Regions from separate parts of the Homo sapiens genome. Here region 1 is linked to region 2. A link is a contact called in ENCODE Hi-C or POLR2A ChIA-PET data. All regions are on one chromosome and are shown on one strand. The core of a region is the stretch at or near the end of the contact, and the rest is flanking DNA. Distances in the headings are between cores, read along the strand shown. Region 1 has its middle 14 kb from the start of ERN2. Region 2 overlaps GGA2 (golgi associated, gamma adaptin ear containing, ARF binding protein 2).

The links. Hi-C counts contacts between places; a loop is a spot of excess contacts on that map. ChIA-PET counts read pairs that join two places held with the same protein, here RNA polymerase II (POLR2A). Pooled maps may share reads with other maps.
Region 1: a pooled map shows a loop between it and region 2 (4-fold over the local background). The contact joins two enhancer-like sites. A Hi-C loop is called at or near these places in 2 of 50 pooled maps. POLR2A ChIA-PET finds 5 or more read pairs at or near these places in 2 of 52 experiments (activated B cell and activated CD4-positive, alpha-beta T cell).

The regions. Positions count from the first base shown.
Region 1 is chr16:23,725,217-23,729,281 of GRCh38, forward strand. No RefSeq gene overlaps it. Among named protein-coding and RNA genes, the nearest start is that of ERN2, 14 kb to the left of the region's middle. RefSeq lists an enhancer at 3,985-4,065. Within about 2 kb of position 2,760, at least 2 of the 41 ENCODE cell types and tissues checked have a DNase peak (open chromatin) inside an H3K27ac peak, as active enhancers do.
Region 2 is chr16:23,502,641-23,506,933 of GRCh38, forward strand. The region is part of intron 1 of GGA2 (golgi associated, gamma adaptin ear containing, ARF binding protein 2); the gene reads right to left. Among named protein-coding and RNA genes, the nearest start is that of GGA2, 5.7 kb to the right of the region's middle. RefSeq lists enhancers at 1,818-2,319, 2,320-2,819. Within about 2 kb of position 2,296, at least 32 of the 41 ENCODE cell types and tissues checked have a DNase peak (open chromatin) inside an H3K27ac peak, as active enhancers do.

The DNA.
Region 1 (4,065 bases), core at 1,510-4,009, 220 kb after region 2:
AGCCAGGTGTGGTAGCGCACACCTGTAGTCTCAGCTATTTGGGAGGCTGAGGCAAGAATCACTTGAACCCGGAAGGCAGAAGTTGCAGTGAGCCGAGATTGCACTACTGCACTCCAGCCTGGGCAACAGAGTGAGATTCTGTCTCTAAATAAATAAATAAATAAGAAATAGTTGACTGAACTATATAACATCTGCAATTTGGAGTATTATGCAGCTATTAAAAATAATATATTAGAGGCCAGGCTCAGTGGCTCATGCCTGTAATCCCAGCACTTTGGGAGGCCAAGGTGGGCGGATCACCTGAGGTCAGGACTTCGAGACCAGCCTGGCCAATATGGTGAAACCCCGTCTCCACTAAAAATACAAAATTAGCCAGGTATGGTGGCTGGTGGCTGTAATCCCAGCTACTTGGGAGGCTGAGGCAGGAGAATTGCTTGAACCTGGGAGGCAGAAGTTGCAGTGAGCTGAGATCGTGCCACTGCAGTCCAGCCTGGGCAACAGAGTGAGATTCTGTCTCAAAAAGAATATATATATATATATATATATATATATATATATATATATATATACACACACACACACACACACACACACACACACACACACACACACACATATATATGAGGCTGGGCGTGGTGGCTCATGCCTATAATCCCAACACTTTGGGAGGCTGGGGAGAGAGGATTACTTGTGCCCAGGAGTTTGAGACCAGCCTAGGCAACACAGTGATACCCTGTCTCTACAAAAAATTTAAAAAATTAGCCAGGTGTGGTGGCATGCATCTGTGGTCCCAGTTACGTGGGAGGCTGAGGCAGGAGGATTGCTTGAGCCCAGGAGGTCAAGGCTGCAGTGAGCTGTGTTTGTGTTACTGCACTCCAGCCTGAGTGACAGAGCGAGTCCCTGTCTCAAAAAAAAAAAAAAAAATAGAGTTACAGTCATTGACTTGGAAGAATTTCTTTGAGTCACATTGAGAATTGCAAGATGAGAAAACAACCTTATAGGAACTTATTTTTGTAAAACTTTGCAATATGTTTGTAAGTTATTTTATATGAGCATGGAGAAAAATACAGAATGTAATATACTGGTTTGTTAACAGGGGTTTTGTGGTAGGCTGGAGGGAGTGTTATACTAATGAAGGAATAAAACCAGCAAAAAAGAAAGAAAAAAGCTACTAAAAAATAGAAAATACTCTCATTATGTATCCCATTTATATAAAGTTGGATGTATCTATGTGATATGCATGTATGCACTGATTTGCATATATGTCCTTGACCAAATGAAAGAGCTGTTTATATTATTATGCAGAAATGTTTTTTAAAAAACAACTTTGGGGACAGTGTCTCTCTCTGTCTCCCAGGCTCAAGTGTGCCCAGGCCGGTCTCGAGCTCCCAGCCTCAAGAAATCAGCAATCCTCCTGCCTCAGCCTCCCAAAGTGTTGGGATTACAGGCGTGAGCCACCACTCCTGGCCTGGAGCAGTTTTAATTCCCATGTTCACATACCCTGCCAGTTCTGCACATCATAAATTCAGTGGATTGGAATGTCTTTGGAAACAAAATGAGGGTCTTCCTTTTATCCTCCTCAAAAGAGTCACTGTTGCTGCACATATGTGATTTACTTAATTGCTAAGTAATTTTCAAGGAAGGTTTTCTTGTCTCCATTTCACAGATGAGCAAACTAAGTTTCATAGAGGTTAAGTAATTTGTCCAAGTTTACAAAGCTAGTAAGTGATGCGGCTGTGATTCAAACTTAGGTCTGTTGGACTCCTGAGTCTGCGAGCTTAATCTCTATGTTCTATTTCCTTCCTCCTATTTTCCCCTTGATGTTTTCCCATGGTTTGCTTCTTCTAGATCATGGTGGTGTGAACTAATGAGCCGATTAAGGTTTAGGCTTCAAATAAAGGAGCCATTGGTAAGCGGTCCTGTTGCCTGGGCAGAAACACTCCTTGGTGCTCATTTGGGCTATGCTAATGCACTGGCACGACACACTGGGTTTTTTGTTTTTTGTTTTTTTTTTTTTGAGACGGAGTTTCGCTCTTTTTGCCCAGACAGGAGTAGTGCAATGGCGCGATCTCGGCTCACTGCAACCTCCGCCTCCCGGGTTCAAGCGATTCTCCTGCCTCAGCCTCCCAAGTAGCTGGGATTACAGGAGCCCGCCACCACGCTCGGCCAATTTTTTTTGTATTTTTAGTAGAGACGGGGTTTTACCTTGTTGGCCGGGCTGGTCTTGAACCTCCTGACCTCATGATCCGCCCGCCTCGGCCTCCCAAAGTGCTGGGATTACAGGCGTGAGCCACTGCGCCTGGCCTGTTGTTTTTTTGAGACGGAGTTTCACTCTTGTTGCCCAGGCTGCAGTGCAATGGCGCGATCTCGGCTCACTGCAACCTCCGCCTCCCAAGTTCAAGCGATTCTTCTGCCTCAGCCTCCCGATACAGATGGCCGCCACCACGCCCGACTAATTTTTCTTTTTTTGTATTTTTAGTAGAGACGGGGTTTCACCATGTTAGCCAGGCTGGTCTTGAACTCCTGACCTCAGGTGATCCGCCCGCCTCGGCCTCCCAAAGTGCTGGGATTACAGGCATGAGCCACCGCTCCCGGCCCACACTGGGGTTTAAGGCCAAAGCTGGTCCCTTTATCTCCCCCAGGGAACCTCGTGGCCTCATATCTCCTCCAAGAGCTCACCCACGCACAGAGCTCAGTCATTTCACTTTCTCCTCCCAGCCCCGGGCATGAGTAACCATCTCCTTAACGTCGGAAGAAGGCCAGAAGTCCTGCGGGACTGGGTTTCAGAGGCGGAGTCCTGCAGATTTCTGTTTTGCCTCACGAGAGGCCTCTAATGGTAACATTTCAAACTGCAGGCTCATGATTCCATTGGAATGACAAAAGCAAGCCAAGGGTTCCAAGCTGTTGCAAGTATTGGTTACCCACGGAGAAGGGAGAGTGGGGAAGAAACAGGGTAGTAACTCGGCGGAGGCTTGAGGGAGGCTCCTGGGGGATCTAACTGCATTATGTTTCTTGATACAGATGCAGGGGGCATGAACACTTTATTGACTGATTGATTTAAAGACAGTTGCATTCTGCCGTCCAGACTGGAGTGCAGTGGCGCGATCTTGTCTTACTGCAACCTTCACCTCCCCGGTTCAAACGATCCTCCCATCTCAGCCTCCCAAGTCCAGTAGCTGGGACTACAGGCGCATGCCACCCTGTCCAGACATCATTAACAATTAACGTATACACACTTACAATTAAATACATTATATTAAAGACAAAAGTAATAAATACTCAAAATATATTTTCTAATTCTTTTACTGTTGCTTCTGAGCACACTTGGGATTCTTTCTATCTATGGTATCTGTATGGTGGAAATACTATTACTATGTAATGGTGGGTTACACAGAATCATATCCCAACTCCATTCCAGTGACATCACATTACCATTTTGGAATCAGTTATGGTGCAAGTATTTCTGCCGTGGAAGTCAGCAGATGCTACAAGTTGGGGCTTGATTTATATTTTGTTGACCCCCTAAACTTTTTTTTTTTTTTTTTTTTTGAGACAGGGTCTCACTCTGTCTCCCAGGCTGGAGTGCAGTGGCGCTATCTTGGCTCACTACAACCTCCGCCTCCTGGGTTCAAGCGATTCTCCTGCCTCAGCCTCCTGAGTAGCTGGAATTACAGGCATGCACCATTACGCCTGGCTAATTTTTGTATTTTCAGTAGAGACGGGGTTTCACCATGTTGGCCAGGCTGGTCTTGAATTCTTGACCTCAGGTGATCCTCCCGCCTCGGCCTCCCAAAGTGCTGGGATTACAGGCATGAGCCACCGCACCCGGCCGAAAATATTTTTTAGAAGTGTTGTGTCTGTTAATGACAAAAAATCAAGGAAATATTCTCCTTGTGTTTGAAATCTATTATCTGATTCAACAAAGAATTTCCTTTTGTCATTGAAAAATGAGTAAAGTTCCAAAAAAATCTTCTTTTCATTTTTCTCTTCCTAGTTGTTTATGTAAACAAAAATATCAACAAATATGCATGTCAGAGCTACACTTGCAGAGCCAGTTGTTAAAAG
Region 2 (4,293 bases), core at 1,046-3,545:
CACATATGGAGAGGAGCAGCGGTTCTCACGGGAGCAGCTTCTGCATCCTGAGGAAGTTTGCCCAGACATTTCTGGTTGTAATAGCTGGTGGCTCCCACTGACATGCAGTCAACAATGGGAATCCTATGGTGCACAGGACTGCACCCCTTCTCAGTCAAAAAGGAATTTTCTGGCTTCCAAAATAGAAAGTGCTGAGGATCAACTGCCCCAGAGTCTACAAGGGAAACACTTTCTGAGACTTTCTTTTTTTCTTACAAGAACACCAGATCCCCACCAATGTGAGATGTCAGATTAAGTTTTTGTGGAAGGGTGGATATTGGGGGCAGAATCCTAAGACGCCCCATGATCTCTGCTGTCTTTTGTTACACCCTGAATCCTCATCTTTCCTTGGGTATGGCCAGACCTGTGCCTTGTTCAGAACATTTGAATATGGCAAAGTGAGGGAGTGGCTCTCTGGGAGTTACCTTTCCTTTCCTTTTATCGGGAACAATAGGAATCCCTATTTTCTTTCTTGTGTTTGCTTTCACAATACAGTGGTTTGGAATATCCCACTGTCGATTTGCGATTTCCTCCTCCAACCATAGTCTATAGCCCTTTATACGTAATTGAATATTTTCATGTATTGATTTTTTGTGTCTGAAGATGAAATATTAGATGAAACATGTTAAAACATTTCATGCAAAGCCTTCAGTGGTTGTAGAGTCTACTCTTTGGTGAATACACAAATTGATCTATTTTATATATTAAAAATTGTATTAGTTGTAATAATGATATTTTCTTTTTTATCTTTACTTGTAAGATATAGTTACTTAAATGTTTCCAAAATTAATGATATTATATCTTATATTTGATTTAAAACACTACTAGGATATTTGGATTGATAGTTGAAAATAAATGGCAAAATAAGAATTGCTGAAACCTAGTGATAATGTACTTACGATGAGTTTATTATCTATTATCCCATCATTGTTAAATTTTTAAATTTCCATGAAAACCTATACACAAGAACTTAAAATGTTGTGTAAAATACTTCGTGCCCTGCACTTTAGCTCCACTGCATACTGAATAAAAGGAAAACGGATTTTCCTATGGGGGGAAAAAAGATTTATCATGGCTCAAAAGTAACAGTAACCGTCATTTTTAAAAGTACCTAATATGGGGCCGGGTGTAGTGGCTCATGCCTGTAATCCCAGCATTTTGGGAGGCCAAGGTGGGCGGATCACCTGAGGTTGGGAGTTCAAGACCAGCCTGACCAACATGGAGAAACCCCGTCTCTACTAAAAATACAAAATTAGCCAGGTATGGTGCTGCATGCCTGCAGTCCCAGCTACTTGAGAGGCTAAAGCAGGAGAATTGCTTGAACCCGGGAGACGGAGGTTGCGGTGAGCCAAGATCGTGCCATTGCACTCCAGCCTGGGTAATAAGAGTGAAACTCCGTCTCAAAAAAAAAAAAAAAAGTACCTACTATGGGTCAGATACCATGCCAGATGTCCTCAGAACAATCCAGGTTGGCACGATCATCTACACCATTTTACAGATGAAGAAACCTACCCAACCACAAAGCAAGGGAGTGGCAGAAACAAAAATTAAGTCATAGGCTGGCCCAGCTCCACAGCCTGGATGTGTTTCTAACCACTCTTGCGGTGAGGTCTTCAGTTCCTTGACAAAGTTAGGGCCTCTCTTGGAAGCCAGCTTGATCTTCGTGCTCATAAACTCCTTGAAGGCAAAAAGCAGGCCTGTCTCATTCACTCTCACAGGCTCTAGTACCTAGAAGAGTTGCTGGCAGGTATCTACTGAATGAACGATTCCTCTTTTGCTAGACAGTGTTTGGCCAGCTGGCTGGACATACTGATAACACGGAGAGATGGCTATCTCAGTTCTGAAATAACTGGGCCCCTAAACACATAATCCCAGCCTGCACAAACTATTTCAGAAGACTTGAGCAGCTCCAAAAAATGACCCCCAGGGGGCCAGCAGCTGGGTCTGACCAGGCCACAGCAACCGCCGTAGGTCTGTTTGACACCAATCTGCTCCAAGGACTAGCTAGGGGCCAGACAGGGCACGGCCAGGGAGAAATTCAAAGGATGCCTTCTCTGTTTTGGGCTATCCCAGACTCCAAGGTGGTTTATTTATAGCTGGCACTTGAGCAGGACAGAGGGGTGCTGAGAAATAGCACTGCTGCCATGTATTTCCTCACTAAAAGCAGTGTTTGTATGATTCATTTCAAGCGTGCTACAGGGCCAGAGGTGTTAAGAAAACAGCTGAGACCTCCGGCTGTGAGTGAAATGGCTCATCCAAGAGTGACTAATTCAGAAGCCAAACCATCCCACGTCAGCTGCCAACCAACCACCGGGGTCATGACCCTGGCACCAGCAGCCGCCTGTGCTAGCAAGGGGAGCCCCAAGACTGTGAGGAAGTGGTCACCCCGAGGAGCAGAATGCAATCCTTCAGCAGTCCACGCTGCAGGGGGACTCCTTCCCTGGGAGGGACACGTGGACCCCAAGAGTCCGGCAATCATACAATTCAGCACATGTGAAAACCTCCAAGACTCAGCATGGGAATGTCCTACTCATCACCTGGGAGTAGGACCAAGTGGAAGGAAGAAACAGATTTACTGAGCACCCAACTTTTACTAAGCCATGGCCTCCCTGGTAGCGCTACCAGAGCTAGAATTCTAGAGCCCAAGAGGACTGAGTGCTGTTTTTAATAGCGCAAGGCTAGCAACACCTAAGATGTCTACCAACAGGGACCCGGTTAAATGGATCCTAGGACACCCATACAACGGGGCGTCTAAGGCTTTTCATTTAAAAGAACAAGGCGGCTACATCTGCAGTCATGTGGAATAATGACCAAAATACATGAAGTGGAAAAAAACACCACAGAACTGAATGACAGAATGCACAGGCGCTGCCGTTTGTACTTTTAAGGCATGAGATTCTGGTAACGGCTTCCTGATACTCCTCTGGGAACAACCCCTCTCCTCAATTCCAGGTCCCCCATTCACCCTCCCCACCTTTGGCTCTGGGTTGGGTACTGTCCCCCACCCCACCCCACCCCAGGTCTGGCCATCTTCATATTTCATGACCCCAGGTCATGCTGACTCCAAGGTGGACATAAAACCCAAGCCAACAGGCGGAAGAACAATAACTCTTGCAAATCAATGGGGAAAAGAAATTCTGCTGAGATTGCAGTAGGGAGAAGAGCAAAGCAGAGAAAATTCAATCAAAGAAGTGAACCGTGGAGCTCCTGGACTGAGCCTACCCCTACTCTGGGACTTTCTTTACTTTCCTTTTTTTGGTAAGCGGGTATGGGTATGAGTTAGTTTCAATTACTTGCAGCTATAAAAGCCTAATGATAATAATAGCTAGCGCTTCTTGGGCACTTACTACAAGCATAGTAAGGCACTATTTTAAGTGCTTTCTGTGTATTAAAGCCTTTGATTCTCTCAACAACCCTAAGAAGAGGTTTTATTACTCTCTTCCCATCTTAAAGATACAGCTGCCTTGTTTGCAGGGACCTGATCTTGGCCAGTCCTCAGACACCACCCCCTGGTGACTTCATGTAGCTCAGACCCATGAGCTTTTGCCTTCAACTACACCCATGTCTTGGCCATACTATCAATCCCACGACCCCCTTATCCCTCCATTGCAGCACCAATGGCCCACCATCCCCAACAAATCTGACTTAACCCATCGTTCACTTCATCTTCTCTGCTCCTACTCCCAGAAGAAAACAACAACAAATACAGCCATGAAGACTGCAACCCACATTCCTGATGTCCAGTCAGCATTCTGCAGTCCTCACTCAGGAACTCAGCGGGGAGATGGGTAGGAGTGATCCCATCCCACTCAACCCTGGGGAAACATGGCAGTATCTGGTGACATTTTTGGCTGTTATGACTGGGAGGAAGGGTGTGAGCTTTGGTATCCAGTGGATTTAGCCCAGGGATGCCACTAAACATCCTACAGTGCACAGGTCAGCCCCCACAACACAGAATTATCGGGCCCAAGATGTCACTCGTGCAAAGGTTGAGAAACCCAGCTCTCCGTCCGGGTGGGCCCACTTCGGTTTGCCTCACCAGCCACTCCCCAACGCTTCCCCACCTTCCTCAAGTCCCCTGTTCCACTTGAGCACCCAATACTCAGGTGGCAATGGTGGCACTGACGAACTTGTTTGCATGTGCAATCATCTTGATCTCCTTCGCCAGACAGTCAGAAAAACAAAAGGTGTCCTTCCTCTCTGTGAGGCCAGGTCCCCCTTTTTGCTCTGGCTCTGAGCTCCTTCAGCACCTTC